Regions from separate parts of the Mus musculus genome. Here all the other regions are linked to region 7. Evidence: chromatin loops called from intact Hi-C (ENCODE). Cell type or tissue: left cerebral cortex. All regions are shown on one strand. Region 1 has its middle 85 kb from the start of Gm40048. Region 2 overlaps Lhfp (lipoma HMGIC fusion partner). Region 3 has its middle 73 kb from the start of Gm40048. Region 4 overlaps Lhfp (lipoma HMGIC fusion partner). Region 5 overlaps Lhfp (lipoma HMGIC fusion partner). Region 6 overlaps Lhfp (lipoma HMGIC fusion partner). Region 7 holds the start of Lhfp (lipoma HMGIC fusion partner).

Region 1 (4,000 bases), 270 kb before region 7:
CTGAGCCAAATGGAACTCAGTGCATCACCACCATCCTTAGAACATCCATAGGAGGGTTCTGTGTGTCAGCCCCAGAAGAGGGATTCCGCTGGTCTGAGGTAAGGCCATGGAATCTTTAAACAAAGTGTCATGGTCAACATCTGCGGGCCTCGGGAAGAAGTAGATGCCAGATTTGGTCGATTTGGGAGGAGTTTTGGTACTCCATGCTGGGGCAGCTGAAAGGAAAAATGAGGTATTGGTACCTTTAACAAGTCAATTAACCCTGTTCCCCACACCCATTTCCCACTGATTTATCTTTTCAAATATATACATGACATTTCTTTATAAGACGGATGTGGGCAGATAGAAGCTGACGGCCTACAGAATACTCAGAGCTGTCTGTAGTCTTCCTTCTTTTCTAGATTGGATTCTTGAAAACTGCTTGCTTCTAATCCACTTGGGCAGTGACTCATTTATAATAGACACTTTCCTCTTTTCTGGAAAATAGGAAAAAATGTGATGATTGGGCCAGAGAGATGGCTGGGTTGTTGAGTGCTCACTTCCTTTGCAAGAGCAAAGACCAGGTCTTGAGTCCCCAGAATCCATGTACAACATGTGGGTATACCTGGTCAGAGTACAGAGAGTAAGGGTCTGTGGAATGCTAAGCCACAAATGGGACATGTGTATTGTATCATTAACTTGCAGTAGTGCAGTGGTTCTCATCCCTGTGGGTCATCACCCCTTTGAGGGGTCATATCAGCTATTTACATCATGATTCATAACAGTAGCAAAACTACAGTTATGAAGTAGCAACAAAAATAGCTTTACGGTTAGGGGTCACCACAACAGGAGGTGTTAAAGGGTTTACAGTATTTAGGAAGGCTGAGAACACCATAGTAGAGGGATGTAGAAAGATCATGAGTTAAAGGTGATGGGGGGTGAGGGGGATACTATGCTCATAGTCTCATGAACTCACAGCGGCTGTGGTTTTCTCAGCAAGGCTTGCACTAGATCAGTAGCCCCATCAGTAGCTGAGGCAGTCAATGCCAGGTGGATAATCCCACACACCTGTGCATATACAAAGCACAATTAGAGTCAGTGGATTTTTTTTTAACTGTAATGAGAATATGAAGTAGGAAAGAGAGTGTGGGTGTTTGGAAGCAGTTGTAGGGGAGGAGAATGGATATAATAATACAATGCATATATGTATAAAGTGCTCAAATAACTAAAGTATGTATTTTTAAAACCTAGCCATGGTGACATCACTATAGTCCCAATTCTGGAAATATGGAAGTCAAGTGAATTCTTGGAGCTTGCTGGCCTGTCAGCATAGCCTTCTTGGTGAGCTTCAGGCCATAGAGAGACCTTGTCTCAAAAATAGATGGTTCCTGAAGAATAACACCCAGGATTGACCCATGGCCCCCATATCAGATATATTCTCATGCATGCACACTTGCGCATATATGTACAAGCACACACATGAAAACAAGAGTAATTATCGAGAGTGGTCTTCTTGCTGGCCATGCTGTTTTCTGGGTGCTCAGAGAGCAGTATCAGTCATCATGCCTTGACATGGTCTGTGGCAGATGGTACCCATTTAAGCTTCCAAGCCAGACAGTAATTGCTCCTGACTCCAGATGGGACATGGAACTTATTTCTAAATGCATACATATCTCTGTGGCCTGCATATGTATGAGACTCCTGTGATTTAACTTGCTTTATACATTATAGAACACAAAATGCTCCATTTTCATGTTATACAGGTGATTCTGATAAGAAAGTAATAATATTTCAAACAAGAAATTGAGTCTGTGTGTTTTAGCGATAAAGAAAGAAAGGGAGAGTAAAAGGAAGAGGGACAGAAGGGAGGAAGGGTGAGGGGAGGGGGTGGGGGAAGAGGAGGAGGAGGAGGAGGAGGAGGAGGAGGAGAAGGAGGAGGGAGAAGAATGACCACTGAATTAGAGTAGAAAGAAAATCCTGAAGCGGTCTTTGGGTAATGTGTGCTAATACTGCAGTCTGAAAACTCAGTTGAATTAAACACCTAATCTGCATATTTGCATTTGGAAATGTTTCTATTGGCATTCATGTCTTGGCAAGCGCTAATCTTCTCTCAGTAGCAAGATTTTATCATCTGCAGCTCCAAGAAAAAAGAGCCAAACACACGTGACTGGAAATCCCTTCTTAGAGGCACCCAACTGTAACCATCCACAAAATTGTGTAAGATTACCCAGAAATAATCATTATTGCCGTTTCAGATTTGACCTCTTAGCTTTTCATTTATTTCTATTTTCAGTGTGTTGAATTCAAGAAAAAGGGATCTGGAGACAAAGACTATATTAACTTTTACTGAAGGAATGTTTATTAGAAGACGCTTCATCCCAGGCCTCTGGATTTCTGTGTATTTCATGAGCAGCAGTACTGGCTTCTTTTATTCTGAATTATATTTTCAAGTTATTGATAGAGCAGCACCGTGGAAGCTAGAGATGCTATCTCTACCCATGGCAAAAGGTAGATTTATTGTCTGATATAATAGAATAACATGTTATGATTTTGTCCTTGTAATATCTTCTCATAGCCTATATCCTGAAGGCTTGGCCACTCATCTGTGGCACTCTGGGAGATGGTAACGTCCTTAAGAGGTAGGAACTAGTGGAGAAAACTTTGGTCCATATCCTTGTGGAAGGGAGATTAGATCACCTGGGGCATGACCCTTTCAGGGATCCTGGGAAGCCCGCTGTATCCTTTCTCTTTCCTGCTTCCTGGATGACATCAGTTCGTGAGCAGCTTTGTCCCACGCTGTCCTTACACGGTGTGATTCTGCCTCACCACAAGCTTAGGGACCACGGGACCTGGTAATCAAAAGACAAAATAGTAGAGCACACAACACAAAAGAAGCTTTCTTCTTTTAGGGCGATTTATGTCCAACATTATTTTACCGCACCCACAGAAAGCTGACTATCAGGAAACATTACCTTCCAGGACAATGGTCCATTACCTAGGTCGAGGGCCCCTCACCTCAACATATCTCTCTTGTATAATGCGACTCATGCATCTAAGTGCCACTGGCTCTGTGCATCACCTTGTGATGAATGGAACTCAATCGATGCAAACCCGATAGTATTTTGCCACGCGATGTACAATCAATCGCTCTTTACCTTTGACGCAGGGCTCTCCTCCTTTTTCCAGTATTCATAAAGCTAAGGTGGATTAGATTAGTTTGCCAGCTGGCATATAGAAGAGAATCTTAGAACCTCTGTAGTACCGGGCATCATAGCAGTGGAGATGGAATGCCATAGACATGATTTCTGGAAGGAGTGATGGAGATTTACTGGGCCAGTCCAAAGGATTGCGGGAATCTATAGAGAATATTTTGACTAGTGCAGTCAAAAGATAGACGGGTGCTTCTCAATCTTATCATTTGTTAATGAGGTCACCCTCAATAATAATTAAAAATTAATTAAAAATCGGCATGGTGGTAAAATGAGGAACAATTTGTATTTGAAAGCTTGGTACTCTGTAGGTGGCGCTGTTGGTGGTGCTGTAGGTGGCGCTGTTTGGGGAGGTACAAACAACTTAGGATGTGAGGCCTTTCAGGAGGGGGGGGGGTGTCAGTGGGGGTAGGTCTTTAGGATTTACCTCACTACTAGTTCAGTCTCTGCTTCCTGTGAGTGTGGCATAGATATGATCTCTCAGCTTTCTTCTGCCACAATGCCTTCCTTGCCATTATGAACATCTAGTTCTCTGAAACCATCAACCCCCGAAGCACTTTCTTCTGTAAGTTGATTTTGGCCATGGTGTTTTATAACAGCCACAGAAAAGTAAGTCATACCGCTAACGGGGACAGTTAAGCATTGTTGTTTATTATTCTGTTCAAGTTTTAGCATCAAAATTTTACTGACTTCATAAAACAACCTGGGATGTATTCCATTCCTTTCTTCCCTCTGGAAAACTTTGTATAAATTTCAAATATTTAAAAGATTTATGAAGCTGCATATATCTAGAATTTTCATTGAGGGAAATT
Region 2 (4,000 bases), 220 kb before region 7:
GTATGCATATGGCATGTGCGTATGACCTGTGCATATAACATGTGCATGTGGTATGTGAATATGATGTGTGCATATGTGTGCACGTACTCATGTGCTTTCAGGCTCAATCCTCATCTACAGGGAATGTCTGCAGGGTACTCATCCTGCTTCCTAAGATAATACTGTTTCTACTAGCCCTTTTGACTCCCCTAGTCCTCATCTTTTTGAAGGAGAACAAAAATGAGATCCTCGTTTGCATATATAGATTTGCTGGGTATATGATATACATTAACGGTACTCTGTGGAATAGAAACAACAATGCCCTGCAATGTTTTTAGCCTTTGGTCCATTTTCCTCCACCGTCCCTTATTCTCCATGCTTTTGACAATGACAATGTCCCCACCACCCTCCCTTCCTATAGAATGTTCCAGATTCAACCGAATTTCATCACATTAACACTGTTCTGGGTTTACAACCACTATTCCACCTTGTGAAAGTCGCTGGATGCTTCGGGCCCTCTGGTCTCCGGTGGTCTGTCCTCTCCTCAGCTCGTTCTTGACCACCTCAGTAGGGGTAGTGCTTTTGCTTCTTGCCTGAGAAGCAAGCCATCCATGTACACAGCAGCATGGCAGCCGCAGCCCCTGCCCCGGTGCAGTAGTAGGCCCAGCCGATCTCACACTTGCCTAAGGACAGAGCAAGGAGAGAGAAACAGACATAGGTGAGGATGGCTCTGAAGAGGGCTGTTCATCCTCCAGCGTGTGCACTTTGACATACCCACTAGTGACGTGGAGTCCTTGCAGAGAATGCTACCATGAGAAGGAAGGATGGAGGGATGACGTGTGCGTTCCCACAGGTCCCTGGCTCTGTGCCTCGTGCCAGCTAGGACTAAAGACTGGCTATTCCCGTTCACCCATGACTGCAGCAAAAAAGGAATAGCAACCATAAGGACAGAAGCCATGATGGTATCCGTTCTCACTTGACGCCCTAGCCCAGACTTGGGTGCATATTAAGGTATAACAGGGCAACATTTAAACTGTAGGACGAATCCTCCTGAGGAGGGGGCCCGTTTGAAGGACATCACCGAAGTAGGCACTGTGACACATGTGGAATGTGTCAAATACCCTGCACTGTGTGACCTAAACTGGGAATCAAGGCCTCCCAGATTGTACTGGGGCTGAAACCCACTGTCAGTTCAATGTCTATTTAAATGAGAACACCAAGACCAGGGTCCAAACAGGTCTTCAAGGACCAGAGTAGTAATGGTGCACTTGAAACCCTAAAAGATTAGATTTCTTTACCATATGCCCACTAGGTTGATTCTTCTCACAGTACTGGGAGGTGGGGTATAGTTGACAAAGAGACTGGAAACTGGTGACCCTTCAGTTGCCCTTCAAGCTCATATAATTATTCAGGGATGGAGGCAGGGTTCAAACCAGCAATAGAACAAAAATCCTAAATAAAAATCTCAAATAGCCTATCTGGTTTGGTGGAGTGGGTCTCCATGCTTGTGAACTTTGGTGAGAGCATCCCTTGTTTGTGAAACAGTCTGAGTACCTGGTCCAGACTCGCTCAGCTCATTAGCCTTTCTACTCCAGTCTCCATGATGCTGGGCTTAGAGGCATGAGTAGCCATGGGTGGCCATCTTGTTTTGTAGTGACATAGGAATTACTCTTTGTGTATGCACTGGACGTAAGCCCTCTGTCTCTTCCACTGGCCACTGTCCTATCTGTTCTTAGTTCTAGTTACTCCTGTTTACAGTTTTCCTTTACTTTCTGGGGGTAGGGGTGGGCGTGGGAATGGATCCCAGGGCATGCTGGGAAAATGCCTGTGTGTGAGCTGCATATTCTGAACCTAACCCTTCTTTTCTCCAATTGCATCATCTTCCAATAGCAGGCAGTTTCCTTCTCTCTTTTATTCTTGTTTACATATTGTGTTAGACACTTAGATCTGACAGGGATTGAACGTACCAACCTCAGAGAAAACCTAACTAGACATTTACAGCCGGGTGTCTAACTTGTCCCATGTACAGACCCTGCTGTGTGAGGTCCTGCCTCATCTCAGCGCTGTGGGTGGAGAACAAAGGCAAACATCTCTCTTAGAACGGAAGTTTCAAGAAGGTATGTGTGTGTGTGTGTGTGTGTGTGTGTGTGATCTTGCCATGCCTTTGTTCCCTCTCGTACCTCTCCCCGAAGTGCTTGCCCTAGCCCAGGCACTCAGTAAATCACTGCTGAATGAGAAAGCAGGGGCAAAGAAAAACAGAAAGGAAGGAAGCTGAACGGGCAGGCAGGCTCCAGAAAAGTCTGAGATTTTATTTTAAGAGTAACTCTAGTTCTGTTTTGGCACTGAACTTTAAGTGGAAATTTTCCAACCCAAGCATTTCTGCCTCCCACAGGCTGTGCCATAGTTAACAGGATAACATATTCAGAAGGATCAAATCTCCAGCTTGGGGCAGATCCCAAGGCACAGTAACCTTCCTTCGTACTGGTCAACTGGGGGAGTGAGCGATTTTCAAGGGTGACAGGATCTCTGCTGCATGACCACATTTACTGACGACCACAGGCTGCGAGTCTTGGGAGCCATTGCCCGCTGTGAGTGATTCGTTAGCCATATTAAATAAATCTAGGAGGGAGAATTAACGGGCAGCTAAGAGTAGCCAGTGGTTTAGAACCTTCCAAAGAGTCAGCAGAATGTGTAGTCTCTCTGTTCCACACAGGGCGCATAATGTGGATGGCAATCCATCGCTCATTATTAACGGATATTGACCTATGCACACTCTTATGACCTAATGCAGAAGGCAGAGTATATTAATTACTGGACACATTCTCAGGAAAGCATAGCTGGCCTGGGTAGTTAACTCGAGGATGTGCATGTGGGTGCAGGTTACATCTATTAAGGATGATGAAGGAGGTACTGAAGGGCCGATTATCACAGAGCCAGGGTGAGGGCAGGTATCATTCTAATTGTTTCCTGCAGAGGAGTCAGTGAGTTTCAACTCCAGGAACCTTTAGCTGGTAGGGAGCTGCAGCTGATGGCATCATGTACCACAGTCCCGTGGATCCCTTTGCGGGCTCTGGGCACTAGTCACCAACATCTGTTTGTATTTGACCTGTAACAATTTACACTCTACCCCCCCCACACACACACACAGGGGTCCACGGGAAACTAGATCAATGTTCCTCCACTCTGATAGCTGAGCTTGCCTCTGAAATAGCTGTCGTCAATGGGCAACTCAAAACTGGCTATCAAGGTCAACACTAGTGGCTTCTTAGCTGTTGGGAGCCGCCCTCACATTTGCCATTATAAGATGGCGCTGACAGCTGTGTTCTAAGTAGTAAACATAATCTGCACACGTGCAGGGGCAGTTTTCCCGCCATGTGTTCTACCTTTCTCGTGATGACAACTGAGCCGATGGGCTGCAGCCAATCAGGGAGTAATACGTCCTAGGCGGAGGATAATTCTCCTTAAAAGGGACGGGGTTTTGCCATTCTTTCTCTTGTTTTCTCTCTCTTCTCTTGCTTTCTTGTTCTTGTTCTTTCTCTTGCTCTGGCTCTTGCTTCTCTCTCTTGCACTCTTGCTCTCTTGCTCTCTTGCTCCTAAAGATGTAAGCAATAAAGCTTTTGCCGCAGAAGATTCTGGTTTGTTGTGTCTTTCCTGGCCGGTTGCGAGAACGTGTGTAAGACTTAGCCCTACAGGGACATGTTCTACAACCTATGGAATCTTCCAGAGCACCTGAGAATTCTGGCTGGTCCTTACATCAAACTGTCCCCCTGCTCTGTGCTTAGTTCTTCATCTCCTTTGATGTGTTCCTTCCTCCCTGCCTTCCCCAAGGTATATGTCATGTGTGTGTGTTCATGTGAATGGATACATGCATACCAGAGGCCAACCTTGACTGCTATTTTTCAGGAGGAGCTGTCTACCTTGTTTGTTGAGTCAGGCTCTCTCATTGGCCCATTGCTCACTGAGAAGGCAAGGCAGACCAGTCAGCAAGCCCCAGGATCTGCATGGTTCTCCCAGGGTAGGC
Region 3 (4,000 bases), 280 kb before region 7:
AGCGTTCAGTGTCCTTGTAATCTCTCTGTCATCACCAGTCCAATCGCATCCTTCTTGTAACAAAAGCATGTAGAGAAATTAGATTTAAAAAGATGGTTGACCAACTTTAGTTGTACGTAGTATGCAACCCATAGCGTCAATTTCTTACTGAATGGCTGAAAATGAATATTAAAATGTGCTGGGAGTCCATTCTGCTGAGAGCACACTTACAATGCGCCCGCTGTGAAGTAGAGAGGAATATTGTGCACCGTTCTGAGCCTGTACACCAAGGAGCCAGAAAGGGAGAGGGTGCTACCGCGAGGGGAGGGGAAAGCAGTTCTCACGATTCCCACTGTCTTCACACACAATCTATGTCTGCTGACTCAGCAGTTCCGAGACACAAAAGCCCCAACGTGCCTCCGTGCTGATCTTAGCAGTAAAAATCTTTACTTATTTATAAGTACACGTCGCACTTCTATTTTCATCTAAGGATCCCGAATAGCTTCCTGGGCAGAGAGGCGTGAATAATCCCACTTTACATGATTGGGTCAAGGTTTGCCAGAGCCATCATCGCTCCCTATGCATTTTCAAGTTAATTTTTTTTTCTGCCATGGAAAAGTACATCTTGAAAAGAATTTTTCTTGAAAGGGACTGAGCACACAGAATCTCTGCCCTGCTTTTTTCCCTGTGTAACTCACAGACTTTTAACAGTATAGGCACTAGTCCAGAGTGGGTATGCTAATGCAGCCCGACCTCTGAAGGGGCATTTCCTTTATTCCTTGTACTGGATGTTTTATAAAACAGAGTATCCTGGCATGATTTTGTACCAAATGTACTGAGCTGATGAAACTGGACGGCATTTCCTCTTTTCTTTTCAAATAGACTTCAGCTAGCCAGCAAGGAGACTGTATATGCCTGTGGAGACAGACTTCAGAATGCATTGCTTACCTTCTGTAAGGCTTTTTATTTCCATGACAGAATATCTGGCGGAACAACTTACAAGAAAAGGGAGATTTATTTGGGCTCCTGTTTTCAGAACCATCAGCCCATAGTCCTTGGCTCTGTTGTGTTTGGACCAAAACATCATAGTACCAGGAACATGTGGCCAAGCTCCTGGTTTCATGGTGAACAGAAAATGGAGGGAGAAAATGCCCGTGCCAGCTAACATCCCTTTCCTGCCTTTTATTCCACTGAGGGACCTATACCATGAGTGGGTTCTGCTTTCATTCAGAGTGGGTTTACTCTCTATTTTGTAGTGAGGTTCACTCTCATAGACATGCCCCTGCGCCCCTGCGCCCCTGCGCCCCTGCGCCCCTGCGCCCCTGCGCCCCTGCGCCCCTGCGCCCCTGCGCCCCTACGCCCCTGCACCCCTGCGCCCCTGCGCCCCTGCACTGTGCTTTACTCATCCGGGTACCCCTCAGTCTGATCAAGCAGACAGGACTGGGTACCCGCCCTCACGTACTAAGAGCAGCTGATCAGAGGGGAATGCTTTGGGTGTGCACAGGCGCAGAGAAGGTAGGCAAGGGAAACTTCTTAGCAATGACAAGAAATTGACATCAAAGGAAGATTGTGCCTATCAGCTTTTCTTTTTTGTAACAGAGAGCTGGGATAAACAGTTTGTGAGGGGTAAAGTCTCTTTTGGATAACAGGCCACAGTCAGCCCATTCCTCTTGGGTCTGTGGTAAGGCAGTGCACCATGGCATAAGCACCTGGTAGAGGCCTCCTCTGGTGGCCAGAAGACAGAGAGGCTAGGAGAAAAGAGAGAGTCACTCCACCCCAGAGGGTCTGTGTCTCTGATTTTGGAGAGGAGAAAAAAAAGTTTAGGGGAGAGAAGTGTGGTTTCTCACTGAGAAATGACACATCATTTGCTAATGCTAAGATACACTCGGAAGTTCATGATCTCATTTGCCTTAGAACCAAGGTGAGGTCAAATATTCCAGCCACGGCAACACACACTGTGTAAGGTCCATCACGGTTCATGCACCTTTTAAACTTTTTATTTCATGTCGTTCAAGCACTAGTGGCATTGAGCTGATAGGTGTCTGTTTCGAGCTCCCTGATTTTCTGATGCCTCATTCAACAGCTGAGTTAATGAATTTTTTTTTCCTAAGCAACTGTATGAGACAGCAAGAAGATCTTAGAGACAGAACTGGGTCTGGTGACTGCTGCTGCTGAGCTGTGCTTCTTTTATGACTCATATAAAGTCATCAAGTCACACATAATATGGAGAAGCCAGATAATACACGTGAAAGCATTTGTATCAACTGTCAAGCAAAAAACAATTCTCTGCTTACATCAAGGGTTATTTTAATTAACATTAAACTGATCCTGGCACTGAGCTGGAAGCTTACTTAATAAGTCAAATATATATAAATAATATAAATATATTCACACATATGAATATATTTATATATATTTGACTTATATATAATACAAATTAGAGTATTCTTAGTTATAATAGTAGCCCACAACAGTAAGGGCAGAGTCAGACACTGATCAACTTTTAATCTTCCTAGAGTAGGCATGCTGCTGAGAGTATGGCAAATTTGGCCACTGTACAAAATGCTTCCTTTCAAAGGGTGAACTCTTCAGAATGAAAAATGTGAAACTCCATACACACATACTGGTATCTTTAAAGGGGCATCTGGCCCTCATAAATTAATTAAAAAACAAAACAAAACAAAACACGAGTATTAAACAAGAGAGGCAAGAAAGCAGGTCCTCTTCACAAGGAGAGTGAAGTTGAAGGAACCAATCCTGACAGGGAAGCCTGCATGCCTGGTAGCCAATGGGAGCTGGAGACCCTGCTCCTCTTCTGCAGTCATCAGAACAGTTCACCAAGGAAGCTCTCCACCCTTTCTCTGCTTCATAGGCAGAGAGTGTGGAGGAAGGGCAAGGCACAACCGTGTTCCCTACAAACCACTCTGTTCGTTTGGTCTAACTCTCAACTCTGTATGTGGAAGGGACCACCAGTCTATCAGAACATGTCTGTTCTCATCTATTCAAAAAGTTTATTTACTGTTTGTATTTCATGTGTATGAGTGTTTACATACCTGTATATGTGTATAATATATGAGTATGAATATGTATGTGTATATGTATATATGTATCAGATGCATGAATGCCCATGTTTGCTAGAAGAGGTCAGATTCCCTGGAGCTAGAGTTACAGATGGCTGTGAACTGCTCTACATGGGTGCTGGGAACTGAATCCTGCTTCTCTGTAAGAGCAGTCAGTGTTCTTAACTGTTGAACAACCTCTTCGACCCCTGCTGGTTTCATCTTTAGGGCATTTTTCCATTAAAAGCAAACAAAACAAAACAAAACACTGTGTCTCTTATATAGTACCTGTAATCTTGTATTAGTGATAAAAATCTAACACTAGTGTCATGGCCATTGGGGGATCCTTTTACAAGTGCTTGAGGCCCAAAGTTCAATATCCAAGGGCTAAGAGGGCTGGTTTCTCCTGTGGCCATTTCTATAGGCTTGTAGATGGCCGTCTCCTGTGTGTCCATATGGTCCTTCTTTAGTACCTGTTTCTTTCCTAATCTTTTCTTATGAAGACAAGAGTCCTGTAGAGTTAGGACCCAATCTAATGACTTCATTAACTCAATTACCATTTCTCAACATAATATCATATTCTGAGGTATTAGGAACTCAATGTTAATGTATCAATTGAAGAAGTGGAATTCAATTTGGCCCATAATTGTTATAATGTCCTGGATTTTAATATAACCTGCTTTTTATAATTTCACATTTCCAAGGACAATTTACTGTGAAATCCTTTTGCAGGTTGGTGTTTAAAGTCATCACAGTCCAACATTAAATCACCTTGCCCTGAGGTCTTAGAATTTTAAAGTTCAACCTGTACCCTTGTGGGCTCTCAGAGACTGAACCACCAACCAAAAAGCATATACAGGCTGGACCAAAGCTCCCTGCATATATGTATCAATTGTGCAGCTCAGTCTTGGTGTGGGTTCCCTAACAATTGTAGCGGGGGCTACCCCTAAATCTGTTGCCTG
Region 4 (4,000 bases), 210 kb before region 7:
CACTGTTTATAGAATATTTTCAGGAGCAAATCTCAATAAGAAAATGAGCTATAGATGCATATACACATATATGCACTACAGATGCATATACACATATATGAGCTATAGATGCATATACACATATATCCTCAAATGAGGGCAAGGTTCATGCTTTCGAGTCTATGGAGAAAGAAATTGATAAGCAACATGACTGGGGGACAGCTGGGGGACAGGTCCATCACTAAAGTGCTGCCACACACACACACACACACACACCAGACTGAACTCCACCCCCCAGGACACAGGGAAAGCTGAGCATAGCATTTGTATTTATAACGCCAGGCTTGGGGTCAGAGAGCGGGAGTATAGACAGGCAGCTCACTGCAACTCACTGCCCAGCTCACACTGAATGTACAACACACACATATGCACACACATATGCACACACATATGCACACACATGCACACACACTCACATACATGCACATACATGCACGTGTGTGCACACACAACATGTAAATAAACATGGATACATGCAAAATGAAAAACTGACATAATGACCACTCCTTATCTGAAGTGGGGGTGTGTGTCAAATTCAGGGATGTGTGCCTGTTACCCAAGTATTGTACAAATTTAGCAACAGCTATACTCCACAGATCTTTTTTTAATTCTAAAAATTTCTGAATCAAAATTATTGATCTTCCCTTACATTCCACTGGCACGTGTGGCAGTGTAGGGGAGTAGCCACGGGCAGCTCCGTGGTCCAAGCACTCTGACATGCATCCTGTCTAAGGGACTCACAGCTAACTACATCCAACTGAGCTGACAGCTGACAAATTAAATCACCTGAGACAAAGAAGACATCTTAGCTTTATTCCTGTAATCTCATTGTGAAGTGACAGGTCAATTAGACCCGTGTGCAGGCTCTCCGTACCCAGGTAGGAGGGAACACGGTCTAATCCAGCCCCCTGGGAGAAGCCACCAAGTGTGCCTGGGCAGCACCTGGGGGTACACGTGGCCCATTTTCCTCACCAAATGCCTCTAGTCTGGCAAAATGAAGTCGATTTATACTCCACGTGGGAAACATTGCTTTCCAGAGAATGAAAGGCATTTTTTCCGAGCTGATATAGTTGAAAGACAAGGAACCCATGAGCCCCACACAGAATGACTATAGGGCTTTTATATGTAACTAAAATGGTCCCCAGGCAGTGGTGGCAAATGCTTCAGGCAAAACAGGAAGGCAGCAGGGATGAGGGTGGACGCTGTGACGGGATTAAGTCTGAACACAACAGAGCCTCCTTTAAATTCCAAACCTGCCCAGAACCAGAGCACCCTTCCTCTATTTCTGAGACCTTTGCCTTTTTCCTCTCATTTCTGCCACGAAGTGAGCATATCACAGAGCCACAGACTTCAGCACTAAAGGCATTCTTGAAAAGGAAGGCACAGGTCAAGTCTGACAATCTTATTTTGTAAAGAGTCAGACAGTAAAAAATTTTAGTTCAAAGGCAACCACTGATACCAAGTATGTCAGTGAGCATTGCTGCCTGCCCATAAAATGTAATTTACAGAAGTGTAGAGAGCAGATGTGGCCCATAGCTTGCTAGCCCTGTATCTAGGCCACTTTTTGTGTTTTAATCACGAGGATAGGTATCCAGGACACTGGTGACTTTCCCAGGTCTCTCAAAAGTGCTCTCCTCAGCATGTCACTACACTCGGCGGCTGGCTTTGTTTATGATATATAACATCCCGATTCCCACACTAAAGCAAGCTAGTGTCTCTGCTAATTGCAGAGAAACACTTAAACTTGACTATTCACCTACACAGTATATGCAACCGTGACTACGTGCTGTATCAGCTACTACTTCTTGCCTAGGACAAACCTTCTGAAGAGGCAATCTAAGGAAGGGTGGATTCCTTTGGGCTCCCGGTTTCTGGGGCTTTTAGTCCATTGGATGGAGAAGGTGTGGCTGAGCAGTTCTTTGTCATAGTGAGCCTAAGGCAAAGGCGCTCAAGGGGGACAGAACAGGAAGGCAAGAGAGTCAAACTAGAACTAGTGTATAGGGCTGTACCTTCAAAGGTTGCCTTCAGCAACCTACCCCATGCTAGCTAGCCAGAAGGTCACTTAACCTCTCAAAACAGCATGCCTTCTAAGAATGCGTGTCCCAACATATGAGCCTCTGTATGTGTGTGTATATGTGTGTGCACATGCACACACACGTGCATGTGTCAGAAGGAGCATTAAACAGAACCACAACATTGGACTTCATTAAAAAAGTATTTATTTTAATTTTTTGTGTGTGGGAGTACATATGTGCACCACATGCAATGCCAACAGAGGCCAGAAGGGGGCATTGGATCTCATAGAACTCCGAGCTGAGGACTGAACCTGGGCCCTGTGAAAGAACCTTAGGTGTTCTTATCCACTGACACTTCTTGTCAGCCCTTTAAAGAATGAATGCCTTCATTCTTTAAAGTAATTTCACATGCTCAAAGCAAATAAGTATAAGTTGGGGGTGGGGCTATAAATAAACCACCACCATCTTTCATCATCAAACTAGGTCATCTGGACATCGTGTCTGACCTTGGTATCTACGGATTTTTGAAACATAGATTTGATTTAACTGAAAATCAAGGTACTCCTTACCTGCAATGTGGTATCTGCAGTGAACATGTGTGTACACTGTTTCTGCCCTTATCCCCTCATAGCGTACTAGCAGGGTTATTACATTGGAGCAGGTATTGTAAGTCAACTGGAGAGGAAATTAAATGCACAGGAAACTGTAGGGAGGCTACATGAGGATGCTACACCAATTTCAATAAGGAATGTGAACATTCTCTGAGATTAGTGTCTGCAAGGGTCCTGGAATCATTGCCATTGAATGCTAAAGATGGCTGCATGTACTTCATGTCAATGTAAATTGCTTATTAGGCTTATTTACCAAGCAATTAGCTATGATGGGGGTTATAGGCAGGAGTGTGGGAGGGCTTAAAAAAGCCCCACTGGAGATGATAACACCTCCTTAGCTGAGGGAATGAAAATTCCTGGCAAAAAGCTCTTTCTGCAAAGACGGATTGACTAATCAGCGCTGCAGTGGTGTGGAACGGTGTGGAATGTGGCAGGACCAGAAGCTGGCTACCTTATCTTGGGCTAGCTTTAGCCCCTTGAGAAGCCGTTCCTTGCCTACCTCTGTGTTGGAACTAATATCCATAGATTCACCTTTCTAGAATCTATTAACTTAGCAGATAACTAACTTCCACCAACTCAAAAGCTACCAGTGATGTCAGATAGCACCTGAGGTCTATAGCAGGGCTTCCTCCATCTCGCTTTAGCCTCCTTTCTGATGTATCCATTGCTGTATTTTAAAATTGCCTTATAACAATTCTGTGGTATGCAGCTATTATTTTTTAAAAATAACTTTATGAAACTGCTTCCGTGTGGAAATATAGGAACCTGAGATGACCTCGCTGCGTATTTTCTAGGCCTTGGTCACTCAAATTTGGCTCTAGAATAAATTCTCACTCCCTTTGATGCGAAGAGTTGTGTTTGTTGAACTGACAGCTGCAGAGCTCGGTTCTTCGCAGCCAATAGATTTCTATCCTCTCCCTGAGGCCCTGTGCATGTAGGGAAGGGTTGCACACAGCTGGTTTGGAGGAATGACTCATCCTCTGGTAACAGTGTGATGAGCCTCTTCAGGGAGGCAATATGGACAGTCAAGACCCTAGACCTCCTGCTCTTTTTGTTCTACGTTATCTTCTTGTCATACATGACTGTCTCCTGGGCCAAATGCCCAGGTTTTCATGAATTTAGCTGTGCCAGGTTCCACATATCAGCACAGCTGGGTGTCTTGAGTGTCTGCATTGCCTCCTTGAGGCGGCTCATCTCACTGTTACCAGAGTGAGTCACTCCTCCAAACCAGCTGTGTGCAATCCTTCCCTACGTACACATGGCCTCAGGGAGGGGATAGAAATCTATTGGCAGGGAAGGACCGAGCTGGGGATCCTAGTTAGGAAGGGTACTCAG
Region 5 (4,000 bases), 120 kb before region 7:
GACATCATGGAGGCAAAAAGAATTCTGCCATAGAGTCAGGAGCAGAAAGATCTACCCTGGAAGATGTTGGAGACAGATGCAAGGTACCTGCACATAGATAACCAACCACATGGCAAAAATGTAGATTAAAATAAATGGGTTGTCTTGAGTTATGATCTAGTCAGAAGAGAGCCTAGCTCTATGGCCAAGGTATTTGTAAATATATTTTGAGTCTGAGTCTTATTTCTGGGAGCATGAAACCGGGAGGCAGAACCAGGACTAACTTCTACAAGGTAGAGACATACAGACAGAAAGACAGACTGAAAGACAGAGAGGATGTGAGAGAGCCATGATGTCAGGAGAGACCTTTTAAAGAGTGTGAGTGTTACAGCTCCTAGGGACTGTGGAAATGTGCTGCACCTGGCAGTGCCAGGTGATGATGTGTCCGGTCCCTGAAGGGCACACTGGTGGAGTGCCTGATTTCTAAGAAGAAGAATGGGGCTGTCTCCTGAGTGTTTTTATGTTGGAGGTGTGGTGCCAATGAATTATACTAAGAGATGTTTTGAGTTCTTTGTTTTGGTTTTTCAAGACAGAGTTTCTCTGCATAGCTCTGATTGTCCTGGAACTCACTCCACAGACCAGGCTGACCTCAAACTCAGAGATCCTCCTGCTTCTGCTTCCGGTGTGCTGGGATTGAAGGTGTGTCCCACCACCCCCCAGCAAGATGATCATCTTTTTAAAGGAGTGTGCCTTAAAACATGCAAATTGGGTTACTGGAAATATTGCTCTGAGGAGGATTACCAGTGAGAGAAGGCTGACAAAAAAACCCTGCTGCTCTCCACCCTCCAGGCTTCTTCAGGTATGGCTTAGGGTTTTACTGCTGTGAACAGACACCATGACCAAGGCAACTCTTATAAGGACAACATCTAATTGGGGTTGGCTTACAGGTTCAGATGTTCAGTCCATTATCATCAAGGCAGAACATGGCAGCATCCAGGCAGGTATTGTGCAGCAGCTGGGAGTTCTACATCTTCATCTAAAGGCTGCTAGCAGAATACTGGCTTCCAGGCAGCTAGGATGAGGGTCTTACGGCCCATACCCACAGTGATACACCTACTCCAACATGGCCACACTTTCTAATAGTGCCACTCCCTGGGCCAAGTTTGTACAAAGCATCACAAGGTGCTTCCTCCTCTCTTGTGATACCATTCGCCACCAGACCTTCCCCTGAGGTCAGATGAATAATGGCATAAATCTTGGACTTCCAATCTCTGAAACTGAGCTAAATGAGTCTCCCTCAGGCACTGTGTTCCAGCAACCAGGGGAAAACCAAACCAAACCAAGGCCCAACAGCTTGAGAAGCCAAAATAAAATCTACTTAGAAACCTGCTGCTGGAGCATTTCCCCTTTGCAAAGTCTCAGCCCTACATCCAATGGTACACAATCTTTCCTAAGCTTACTACAAGCACTTGCCAGGAGTTCCTTACTGCCTTTTAGAGTTAGACACCACACAGCAGACAGCTTTGCAATGGGAAACGAAGCCACATGATTATTCCCTAGGTGACTAAGTCAGCAGCACCCATCTCAGCGCACAGCTTGACAGAGGTGGCTCTGTCTGTGAGTCTCCTGCCTCAGTCAAATGTACCGTGGGAGGAGTGTGTTATTCAGTTCTCTGTGTCTTAGAGCAGAACCTCAGCAGCTTATCCCTTCTCCCTTTTTATCTTTCTCTTCAGAAAGACTGGGGGTTGGGGAAGGCAGTATCTTAACACCATCTTTGCAAGGAGAAGAGGTGGTCCAACCTTTAGATACATGTCCCCAAAGGCTTATTTATCTACACTAACTGTTAAGCTAGGCCCTGAGCCTCCAAAGCACCATTCCCTTAGCAGGGCTGCTTTTAGACTCTGCTACAATCCCTATGCTTTGGTGACTGGCTGTTGTTTGATGTGCATGCTCCTCCATGTTCCGTATCGTGTCTCTGGGAATGTTTAGCAAATCCCAAATGTTTGGCTTTTGCTCTCAGCCACGTAGTTGTCAAATGTTTTAATGTCACAACCCTCTCTGTAAATTAACATTCCTGAATTCTACCATCCTAAGACTTCTAGGGAAAGCGAACAAGCCTTTATTAGGCAACAAATAAATGTGACACACTGTGCTATGGACTTTCTGTTTATGGCCTCTATGAAATGGAGAGTAGATATTGCTGTCAATGGTTTATATATAAAGAGACAAGTTCAGATGAGCCACAGGGTAGCTCTATAGATGCAGTCTTTCTCCACATCACCCACAAGAAAAAAAAAAAAAAACAAAACAAACCCCAACAGATTCCATCATTATTATCAGCTCACAGCAATAGAATATCAAGAGTGATGGGCTGTAATGATTCTGGTTATAGCAACAGCACACAGTCCGTCAGCACATGCTCACTGCAGTTCACCCACTGATGAATCTGACCAAGAAATTAGAACCTCGCATGACCCCAGTCTTCTCTAGCATCATGCCTATAACCATCTCCCAACTATAAAATCCCACCTTTCACTGTGAATTTACATACTTTCACAACTGGGTTGGAAACAGGCACAGCTGAGCTAAGGGATAAAATTCCATAGAAAGTGCTCAGTGGCGAGCTTGGTACAGGACTCAGTAAGAAGAGTAGTCAGCATGGCAGAAACATAGCCTGTATAAAATGCTCTAATCTCTCCAAATCGCATAGTGACACATTGCATAGCTACATTTATTGGGTAGGGATAAAGGTCACCCTTCATGTTACCTTAACCTCTGTGTAATGGCTGTGGTAGCCCATGAATCAAGTCCCCACGTGGTAGAGAGCCTCCCTGCTGCTGGGTAAATGTCTAAATATTTCTGTTAGGAAGTGTCGACCAAGCAAGTCAGAATTGAGAAGGGCAAGGAGGCGTGGATGCTCACAGTTCTTCCCTGTAGGGATTCTCTTGCAGCAATTGGTGTGGTCCATTGTGCTATACCCAGACTGTATGTAAATTAGCAGATCCTGTTATGGATTGTAGATATTTGACACTTTGTGTCTAATCTTATCCACCTAACCTGTAAGCTCTCATCATCTCCAGATATGCAACCTGAGACAGCATCATCTGCTGATGCCGATTAAAAGCAAAGGCCTTCATTTTGATGAGGAAACTCTGATGGTACTGGCAAGGCTCTGCCAGAAGTGGTGCTCGTAGCTCACCCACTACATACACTCCATGGAGTACAACCCACCAGGGACTGAGAGAGCCATGAGCTAAGCAGATGCCCAGAGAGGCAAGGTTTCCATTGGACCTGGGACCTGTGCTTCCTTTTATGAGTTCAAAGATGAAACAGATCACAAATTTGGACTCAAAGGAATTAACGCAGTTAAAAAGTCTCCGGTTTCAACACAGACAAACCAGCGAGAAAAGGCTGTTGCGGCAAGTGGGAAGCGCTATTTTAGTGTCAATTAGCTCTGTCCAGTGATAACCCTGATATATATCAGCAAATTGACAGGTTGATGCTGGGAAATGGGTTCATATAAACTCACAAAGGTTAATCACCATTCCATATTTGCCCTACCCACACCCATGAGATAAAAATAGCTATCTGGAGACGGAAGCTAAGTGAAGCTGAAGGTAAACTCATAATCATAATGGTTGCTAAGGCCTACAAGTATCGAATTTAGAGTGATCTATAGACATTGATTCTATGTGAGAGAATGTAATTAGAAATGTAGATTAAGACTAAGCTGCTATCATATATAAAATACATATAATTTATATATGCACAAGCTGATTTTTTTCCATGACGCCTGTTAACTAATAAAGGTATAACATTTGACAAGCCCAATAAATCAATAGATAAATTCAACTACCAGGTAAAATACACATCTTCTGTCAGACCTCAGGTGTTTTTCAAAATTATTTTTATGAATATAGATGTTTTGTCTGCATGGATATCTGTGTACATGGATGTATGTGCACACTTGGTGCCCCTGGAGGCCAGAAGGTAGAGTTAGATACCCTGGAACTGAAGTTAT
Region 6 (4,000 bases), 180 kb before region 7:
TGCAGGTGACACTTGTCAGGCAAGCCAAGGCATCAGCTTCCCAGCCCTGGGCTACAAGCACTTCAGCTCCATCAGCCACCTCTCCAGGGGCTACAAAATGAGGGAAGAGCGTTGCCTTGGGCATCGGCAGGGATCGAATAAGATGGTGTTGGTGAAGAAGTGGCACAGTCCTTGATCACGAGAGTCAGTGAGTGGTCTCAATTGGAAACTGTCAGTCTGTCCTGCAGACAGGAGAGTGTGGTGAGTGTGCTGTCATATATATACGGGCAGGATGCTGGTAGTGTCCTTTTCTTTCTCTCTTCTTACAAGAAAGAATAGAGAAGGCCTGAGCAGGATTATCCCTACCACGGTGAGCACCGGACACTTGCTCTCCAAGTCACATCAGTCGCACACACTGATGCCTTTCCGGCTTGCTCATTTTCTATTTTTCTTGCTACTGTTTTATGTCTAGAGGAGGCGTCGTTTATACCAGTCAAATAGAGCCAGAACTGATGAGGTGAAGCACGCGGAGCTATCTAGGTGCCACCCACCACCGCGATGACCAGAAGTAAGGGTAGTGTACAGCTATGGCTTGACACATTTGGTTCTTGGCTTTTACTGTAAGGTTTCTGGACCATGTTCACCAAAGAGACAGTTATTTCCACTGACCCAATGGTGTCCCATTGTATCAGGAGTAAAATCAAAGTTACAGGAGTTTCAGATTTCCAGTGTGTTGTACAGAGCAATACATGTGAGGACCAGCTTCCCGGGTTAGGGGCACTTGTTAAAATGCAACTTCTGGTCTGCTGCTCTGGAACAGATCCTGATGAGGCCACTGGCTAGGACCCACAGAAAGCAGCAAGGGCTTTGTAAAGTGCTTTCTGCCAGATTTAGATACCACCCTAGTTAGATATGTGACCATGAGCCTTTGGCCTCTCTTGAGCTCAGATCTTCTTGCACAAAGTACACCTAATAATTTCTGTCCCTTAGCATGGTGCCTAAATCTGCATCATTGTCATTAGCCATACATTCAGGGCTTATGACTGGAGCATTGGGAGCATGGCATACAATAACAGCTTAGGATGGCAGTGGATTGTGTCGGGGGCTATAACAATCATGCTATTGCAGGAGAAACACAAGGACTTCAGTTGGTACCGGTTGATTTTAGAGTCTCTATTAGTGGCTACAGGTGCTCATGAGTGGATGATCACATAAACAATACTGTAATCTCATCAAAAGCAAAGATACTTTACTGCTTGTTCATGGCTTCACAATAGAAACCTTTTTCTAGAGCCAACCACAGATCTGTGGCTGGGAATTGTTACATCCCCCTCTAACTTGATAGGAGAAAGTTTCAACTCTTAGAGGAGCTGATAGAAATGGACAGCCAACATCTGCTCACTGACCATAGTGGGTCTAAGGTCAGCAGGGCTTTAGAACTGGTTTATCCGTTTGCTTATCGCTGACCTGCCCATTTTCCCATTTCTCTATGGATCTGGAAATCCATCCTTTTGTGGGGGCCACATAGGGGAAAGAGTATTTGTTAAGGAAGTATGGAGCCTCAACTAATATAATTCTTGTCATCTCTCATACACTGCCCTCTTGCAGTATGCAAAATGTTTGCCATTATCCATCCATTATTCTCTATCCTTTGGCCCAGAAGGCACTGAAACTGGGACCCATCAACTTTGGAAAATGATTTATGCACAAATCTCAAGAAAGGGCACTTCTAATCCTTTCACAGTTCCCAAACGACTCTCCTGCACATTAAAATAGAAACGCCTTGCCTTGGCTCTCCGACCCAGAAATCCCAAAGGGAGCTCACAAGACACTTCAGAAAGCCCAGAGTGACAGTGGAGTTCACTTTTAAGTAAAAGTCTCCTTCCTTCAGGATCCCTGTGTGCAAAATGAATTACTCTTAAAATGATTTTAAAAAGTCAAACAACCATCACAATTAAGCATGCAAGTTAAAAAAAAAAAAAGCAGGGCTAGGCTCCAACAATACCCTTTCAGAAATTAAACAAAAATAAAAAGCTGAACTCTTAAGTACACTGCAAACTCTGGCTCCTTCTCTCCTTGCTTGGAAAATGCAGTATTGGTTCCAACAGTACTCCAGTAAGTGTGTGCCCAACCGCAGAAAAATGTTCCAGTGGAAAACTGTTGGGATGAGGGCTTTGGAGCCTGGCAGCCTTGCATTCAAATATTTGCTCTGCTGCTTCTTAGATACTGGCCTTGCAAGTCTTAAACTAGAGCTCTAGAAGTTTCTTCATAAAATGGACATACAATGGACTGCCTCTTACAGAGTCATCGTGAGGGTTAGATAAAACATGTCTAAAGCCCCGGGACAGACTAAGACATGCAGCTCCCACCTCGTGATAGTCTGACGAAGTGGAAGGAACGTTATACGGAGCGTTTATCTGTAGAACAGTAGTTATACAACAGGGACGCGCTCTACCTTCAGGGCACGTTGTTTTATAGAACAGATTTGCAAAATTCTGGGATTCGAGGGCAGATATCTGGCCTCAAAGACAGCACAACCCAGCATCCTGAAATCAAATGCTCTCCCCAGCCACCTCCCAGCCTGCCAGGCACCCAGATCTTTGCTTTGATTCCTGATAAACAACCAGTTCAGTTTCCTTCACAGGGCCCTGTTCTGAGCGTGGGAAGCACTTTGATGCCCTCATCATGAATCTTCCCAGGATCCCTGGGCTAACTGACACCAGGGACCTCAGTGGTGAGATCAAGGGCCAATCAGACTGACTCTGGAGAACAGGTTTTTGTCACATTGCCTCTTGCAAGAACTGGGGCAGATTTAGGAGTTGTGTCCTGTTTAAATGGAGATAGGCAGAAGACCTAGAAGCTCTAAGCAGAACACACCAAGTACCTTGTCTTGATAATACACAGAGGACCCAAGGACTGGTGACCCCTGGGAAGCGCTGGCGACTTGGGCACCAGAGAGATTTGAGTAGCCAAGTTCCATGGGGAGAAAAGAGAAGTGGGAATGTGCATACCTAGATTGACCCTGATGTAGCTGCAGAAAGCATTACTGCATCAGTTACTACTCAGAATGAGTGAAGGAGGAGGATAGCCAGTCCTTGAGCCTCAGAATACTGTCTGTGCTATTGTGAATAAGGCTACCTGGACGACTTGTAGCTGGTGTGACATCAAAGGAATGTACATGATAGCACAGCACATAATTGATGTGCGGTAGCTGGTGGTCCAGCATGTTTGCACAAAGCATCTCTCAGTACAGGCACATGGGGAGAGGACCAACCAGAGGCGAAAACCACATCCCTTTCCAGGATCATTGGTTTTCAGTGATAGTGACTGACCCCTGGGCTTTGTGCATGCCACACAGTGTTTTACTAATCTCCTCTCCCTAGTATTATTACTTTTTTGTGCATGCCACACAGTGTTTTACCAATCTCCTCTCCCTAGTATTATTACTTTTTTTTTTTTTTCCAAGACAGGGTTTCTCTATAGCCCTGGCTGTCCTGGAACTCACTCTGTAGACCAGGCTGGCCTGGAACTCAGAAATTCACCTGCTTCTGCCTCCCGAGTGCTGGGATTAAAGGCGTGCGCCACCACGCCCGGCTCCTCTCCCTAGTATTGCTATCCTAACAGCATGAAATTACTGAAGACAGCAGAGAACCAAAGTAGAAGAATCTACTCAAGCAGTGGCAGATGGCTGAGACACTCACTCAGGTGGTCTGGTAGTCTGGATTCAACTGCAGGGGCTTATTTCAGTTTTGACATAATCAAAATGCTGAGCCTGAAGAAGAAAACACTCGCCTCACTAACAACCTGAACCCACACGGCAAGTGCCAGAACGTTACAGCCTTCAGGTCTTGATCAGGTTCATTTTCTCCACCAATTAAAGAATTAAAAGGCAGGAAAAAAAGTCTCAGATGTAGCAGGAAGAAACAGCTAACAAACCTTATTACATTAATATCCATAACTCCATTATATATATATATATATATATAATATATATATATATATTATATATATAATATATATA
Region 7 (4,000 bases):
TCCTGTTTCCCTTCCGTCTGTCCCATCTATGCAGGCTGTCATATTTCACCAGGCCATATTGCAAATCAGACAAGTTCAGCCAGTCAGGTTGAGGGATGGAGGTGAAAAGGCCCAGTGGAAAACATATAAAGTGCAATTAGAACCATATGACCAGAGATATTGAAGCAATACTGGCTGGAAGCGCGCCAAGTGAAAGTCAGACCTCGTCTGGTGTTACTGAGACTATCCAGCGCGTTTGGGACAGCACACACCATTCTTTAAACACTGTATTCTTTTCTTTCCCCTCACAGAAAAAGTTACCAAAGAAGTTAAGATCTCATACTGTAATCAGCCTAGAACTGTATTTGTAACATAGTGAAAAAATATACTTGCCAAGATGAAATTGGGCATCTGAAACTTACTTCGAAAAGTATTATAAAATTAAACAAAGGTCAGTGTTATATCCACTGAGAGTCTTACGGGGGTTTCATCATGATCACAGTATTGAATCGGACACCTTTTGCATTTTTCTATGAAGTCTTTGCCTCTAAAGACCTCAAGTGTTTAGCAAGGCAAAAACAATCCATGGGTCTACTGTTGGACAAAAAGATGCTATGAAATACCAACTATCTCCCTAGCACATATGTTACACACAGCCCATACATGTTTGTGTCTCATAGGTTGTACCCAGCAGGCCACGGATGCATATATTTAAGGATGAACAGGCATGAAGAACCCTGACACTGTAAAAAGAATTCTGGCAAAAATCTTGGACTTTGCTGGATCTCTTACCATGGCCACTTCAGATCTATTTTTTCTTGTACTCCAAATGCCAATTACAACCAAGCATCAGAAGACAAATGAAACATAATTTTCTATACTGCTTTGAGATTCTATGGAAACAATTCAAGTTTGGCAAAGTCACTTACCCCCCAGGAACTGGATTCCCCCAGCCACTCTTCCTACAGTCCTGGAGATGAGTTCCGACACGCAGCAACCCATCAGGGCAGTGAGAGCCACCAGGAGCAACAGGCCGCAGCCAAGGCCTGTCACTATGGTACAGATCCTCCACTCGGTGCTGGGGATGCCCTGGAAGGAGGCATAGCGCCCACACTCCTCCACCATCACCATCATCTGCCGACTCTCATCGTGAACAGGATAGGAGCACCTCCGGAAAGTGCCAAAGGATACAGGCTTGCCTAGCTGAGACCCCCAGAGCCAGTATGGCATGAAGAACCCCACACAGGAGGTGGCAGCGGAAAGGAAGGAAAGCAAAGCCCAGATCACCCCAGTACAAGTCAGGCTGGACGCCATCTTCCAACAGGCAGTGCAATGAGGGTCCGCTGTGATTGCACTAAAGGTGTGAAGGAAGGCGTGTAGTCACAAGAAACTCCCAGGTAGTCCACCGCTCTTCAAGGCGTATGTAGCTACTTGCCGTAACAGAGTTTCAGTATTACCGCGATCAGCTTCTCATACTTTGGAGTGAAGATGGCTGGTGGCCCCTGGTAAAATGGAATAGGAAACAAGGAAAGCTAAGTATGTCTAGCATATTTACACGTCTCAAGAAGCTCCACGGTTTTCATTTAGGAAACTTCAAACTTCCTTCAACGCTTCAAAAGTGGGAAGAACTAATTCTCTCCATACGCATCTCTATACAAGTTTTGCCAAACTAGCTCAAAGCTTTTCCACGTCTTTATCTCCTGTAAAAATGCTCCCAAATTAACTCTGACAGCTATTTACTTAAAGAAACGAATGGCTTCTATTTGCCAAGCCAGTGAATTCATTTCACATACTCACATTAAAAGCAATGTAGCATTTTTTACTAGCAGGAGACATAATTCCGGATATTAAAATAAAATGGACCATACAGTAGTTTGTTTATTTGGCTTGCAAGTTCACACTTAGTTTCTAGCCACTCCTCGGCATCACTTGATGAGTGTGCCAACCAAGCAACATGATAGTGGGAACTTCATACAATTACAGAAGTACTGTAAATTTAACTAACAGTATTCACCACTCAGGTGTATACATTGGATATATAGTTACACACCCCCAGTTACTGTAAATTTAACTAACAGTATTCACCACTCGGGTGTATATATCGGGTGATATATAGTTACACACCCCCAGTACTCGATAACACTAAAAACGCCTTCTGTCTTAATTTTCCGGGGCAAATGTGTTCACGCCTCCTATTTTGACTCCTTGGCTTCAGTGCTTTCACCTGCTGGCCATTTCAGACCAAGCACTCACTCTTTTCCAATACCTAATGTCAAGTCAGCTATTCAAAAGGGTTCGATGAGGTGGGCTGGCTTGCACACCTGGCTACACTCTCCACAAAGAACACAGAAGAACACCCCCACCCCGTCGGGTTCCATCTGCAAACTGCTTCCAAACTCCAGTCTCCTACACTTTGCTCGCCCTCTGTTCTGGATTCTACCCAAAGGGGAGCTCCCTCTGGCTACGGTTTTTAAAATCGTGTCAGCTGTGAGCAGAGGCTGAAGTTGAGTTGGTCTGGGGGTTACCATTAAAGGTGGGGAGTGGGAAGAAAGGGACCTCTTTCTCAGCTGGAGTGAGTTACCCTAGTCCAGATGAACTTAAACCCACCATCCTCCCCCAAAACTGCTAGACGCACGCACCGCACCCTGGAGCACACAGGAACACACACAATGATCTCTGGATGCAAAGCGGCACGGGGAAGTTCTTGCAGCCGGCTCTGAGAAAGGGACGGATAAGGATGGAAAGGAAGGCAGCACCCCCCGGAGGCCGACAGGACCTCAGCTGAACTATGCCACTCGGAAAGACAGGAGGGACCCGGGCACGGGGCCCCGGGGCGCGCTACTTACCCGGTCGGGCGGCGGCCGCGGTCCCTCGCGAGTCCCGGGCGCAGCACAACTTGCTGTCTTTCCCTGGCGGGGACAGCGCGGCACCAAAGAAGACTGTCTTTCTTGCCTTTGCCACTATCCCGACGGAGATCGAGGCGAGTCTGGAGAGCTGGGGTGGAGGGTCAGGGGGACCCACCCGGAGAGCCCGCCGGCTGCGGCCGTGCGGCCCGGGAACACGGTGGATGCCGGCTCCAGCTTTGGCAGGCGAGGCACGCGCCGCCTCTTCCCCGCCCTCCCTTTGCCGCTGTCCCCTCCCCTCGGCCCCGCCGCGCAGTCCTGGACGCGCGAGAGTGGGGGCGGCAGACAGACTGAGAATCCAGGGAGAAAGTTGCTCGCCTTCCCCGCAGCTCCCCGGGGGCGCCGAGGCCACACCCGACCCCTGTTTGCTTTTCTGGGTCAAACCCTGGGGTCTGGGGCTGCAGTGTTCGCGCGGCCTTTATGAGGACCAGGATGGGAAGTAGCCTCAGAGATGGGGAGAGCGATGTCTATGAGCTTTAAGGGGCTCTTGAGAAGTGGTCACTTTGGAGGGCAGAGAGCATGACGGGTGTGGACATAGGAAAGAGAAGGCTGGGCACGCCATGCGAGGCTGCTGGATTCCGTGGGGGCAAAGCCAGAAAGAAAGAAGGCAGGCTACTCCCCTGCCAGCCTCTCCCAACAGCTGCAAACCTTTGGGAACTTCTTTCAAGACATTTCTCTTCCTCTTTTTCCTCTTCCTCTTTCCTGGGTTTCCCCCCACTCCCTTACCTCCCCTCTCACCCTCTCTCCTCTTTCTGCTACCCTCCTTTCTCCTCCCGTCCCCTTCCCTGCCTCTTACCCACTCCACTCCCCAACCCATGATCAGCTTTAACATCTATCTACACAACCTTTGAATTTCCTTTCTGAAATCTGCTCCTTTTGATTTCTTCTCAGGCCCTGCCCAGTTCTGACTTGCCATCAGCCTTTTTAACCCTTCGGAAGCCAGAGCCGTATTCTGTGGGTGACTGACTGACCTCTGGAGTCTCCACAGAGGACAGTTATTTTAGGAAGCTGCCATCTGGGACCAGCAACTTTTGAAGTACATACTTGCCTAGATGCAGTTTTTGTGATGTGCCTTTTTCAAAGCAGCTGGAAGTAATAACTGGGTAGGAATATATTTC

The links. A loop is a pair of places that touch in the nucleus more often than their neighbours do. Peaks named below come from ENCODE experiments on the same cell type or tissue, not always from the same donor. Only the 100,000 strongest peaks of a DNase experiment are listed, where the experiment ranks them.
Region 1: a loop joins it to region 7, with 2.6 times the contacts of the local background. A loop is called at or near these places in 13 of 42 quality-filtered maps.
Region 2: it touches region 7 in a loop (2.9-fold over the local background); 21 of 42 quality-filtered maps call a loop at or near these places.
Region 3: it touches region 7 in a loop (2.8-fold over the local background); 15 of 42 quality-filtered maps call a loop at or near these places.
Region 4: a loop joins it to region 7, with 3 times the contacts of the local background. A loop is called at or near these places in 28 of 42 quality-filtered maps.
Region 5: it touches region 7 in a loop (4-fold over the local background); 9 of 42 quality-filtered maps call a loop at or near these places.
Region 6: it touches region 7 in a loop (2.7-fold over the local background); 10 of 42 quality-filtered maps call a loop at or near these places.

What each region holds. Positions count from the first base shown.
Region 1 is chr3:53,308,361-53,312,360 of GRCm38, reverse strand. No RefSeq gene overlaps it. Among named protein-coding and RNA genes, the nearest start is that of Gm40048, 85 kb to the left of the region's middle. In left cerebral cortex, a CTCF peak has its summit at 3,500; DNase peaks (open chromatin) are centred at 370, 1,118, 1,532 and 2,109; H3K27ac peaks cover 316 bases.
Region 2 is chr3:53,257,153-53,261,152 of GRCm38, reverse strand. Lhfp (lipoma HMGIC fusion partner) reads right to left here. Exons shown (of 4, transcript NM_175386.3): 4 at 1-662. The coding sequence ends at 544. Among named protein-coding and RNA genes, the nearest start is that of Gm40048, 140 kb to the left of the region's middle. In left cerebral cortex, a CTCF peak has its summit at 2,388; a DNase peak (open chromatin) is centred at 2,323.
Region 3 is chr3:53,320,926-53,324,925 of GRCm38, reverse strand. No RefSeq gene overlaps it. Among named protein-coding and RNA genes, the nearest start is that of Gm40048, 73 kb to the left of the region's middle. In left cerebral cortex, no CTCF peak of the experiment used is centred here; DNase peaks (open chromatin) are centred at 361 and 2,136.
Region 4 is chr3:53,245,622-53,249,621 of GRCm38, reverse strand. All of the region lies in intron 3 of Lhfp (lipoma HMGIC fusion partner), which reads right to left. Among named protein-coding and RNA genes, the nearest start is that of Gm40048, 150 kb to the left of the region's middle. In left cerebral cortex, a CTCF peak has its summit at 2,309 (motif pointing right); DNase peaks (open chromatin) are centred at 2,319, 3,665 and 3,853.
Region 5 is chr3:53,159,716-53,163,715 of GRCm38, reverse strand. The region is part of intron 2 of Lhfp (lipoma HMGIC fusion partner); the gene reads right to left. Among named protein-coding and RNA genes, the nearest start is that of C130075A20Rik, 70 kb to the right of the region's middle. In left cerebral cortex, no CTCF peak of the experiment used is centred here; a DNase peak (open chromatin) is centred at 1,533; H3K27ac peaks cover 801 bases.
Region 6 is chr3:53,219,837-53,223,836 of GRCm38, reverse strand. All of the region lies in intron 2 of Lhfp (lipoma HMGIC fusion partner), which reads right to left. Among named protein-coding and RNA genes, the nearest start is that of C130075A20Rik, 130 kb to the right of the region's middle. In left cerebral cortex, no CTCF peak of the experiment used is centred here; a DNase peak (open chromatin) is centred at 2,135.
Region 7 is chr3:53,040,600-53,044,599 of GRCm38, reverse strand. Lhfp (lipoma HMGIC fusion partner) reads right to left here and starts at 3,053. Exons shown (of 4, transcript NM_175386.3): 1 at 2,826-3,053; 2 at 909-1,481. The coding sequence starts at 1,293. In left cerebral cortex, a CTCF peak has its summit at 2,430; DNase peaks (open chromatin) are centred at 2,436, 2,709, 3,037, 3,820 and 1 more place; H3K4me3 peaks cover 3,536 bases; H3K27ac peaks cover 1,159 bases.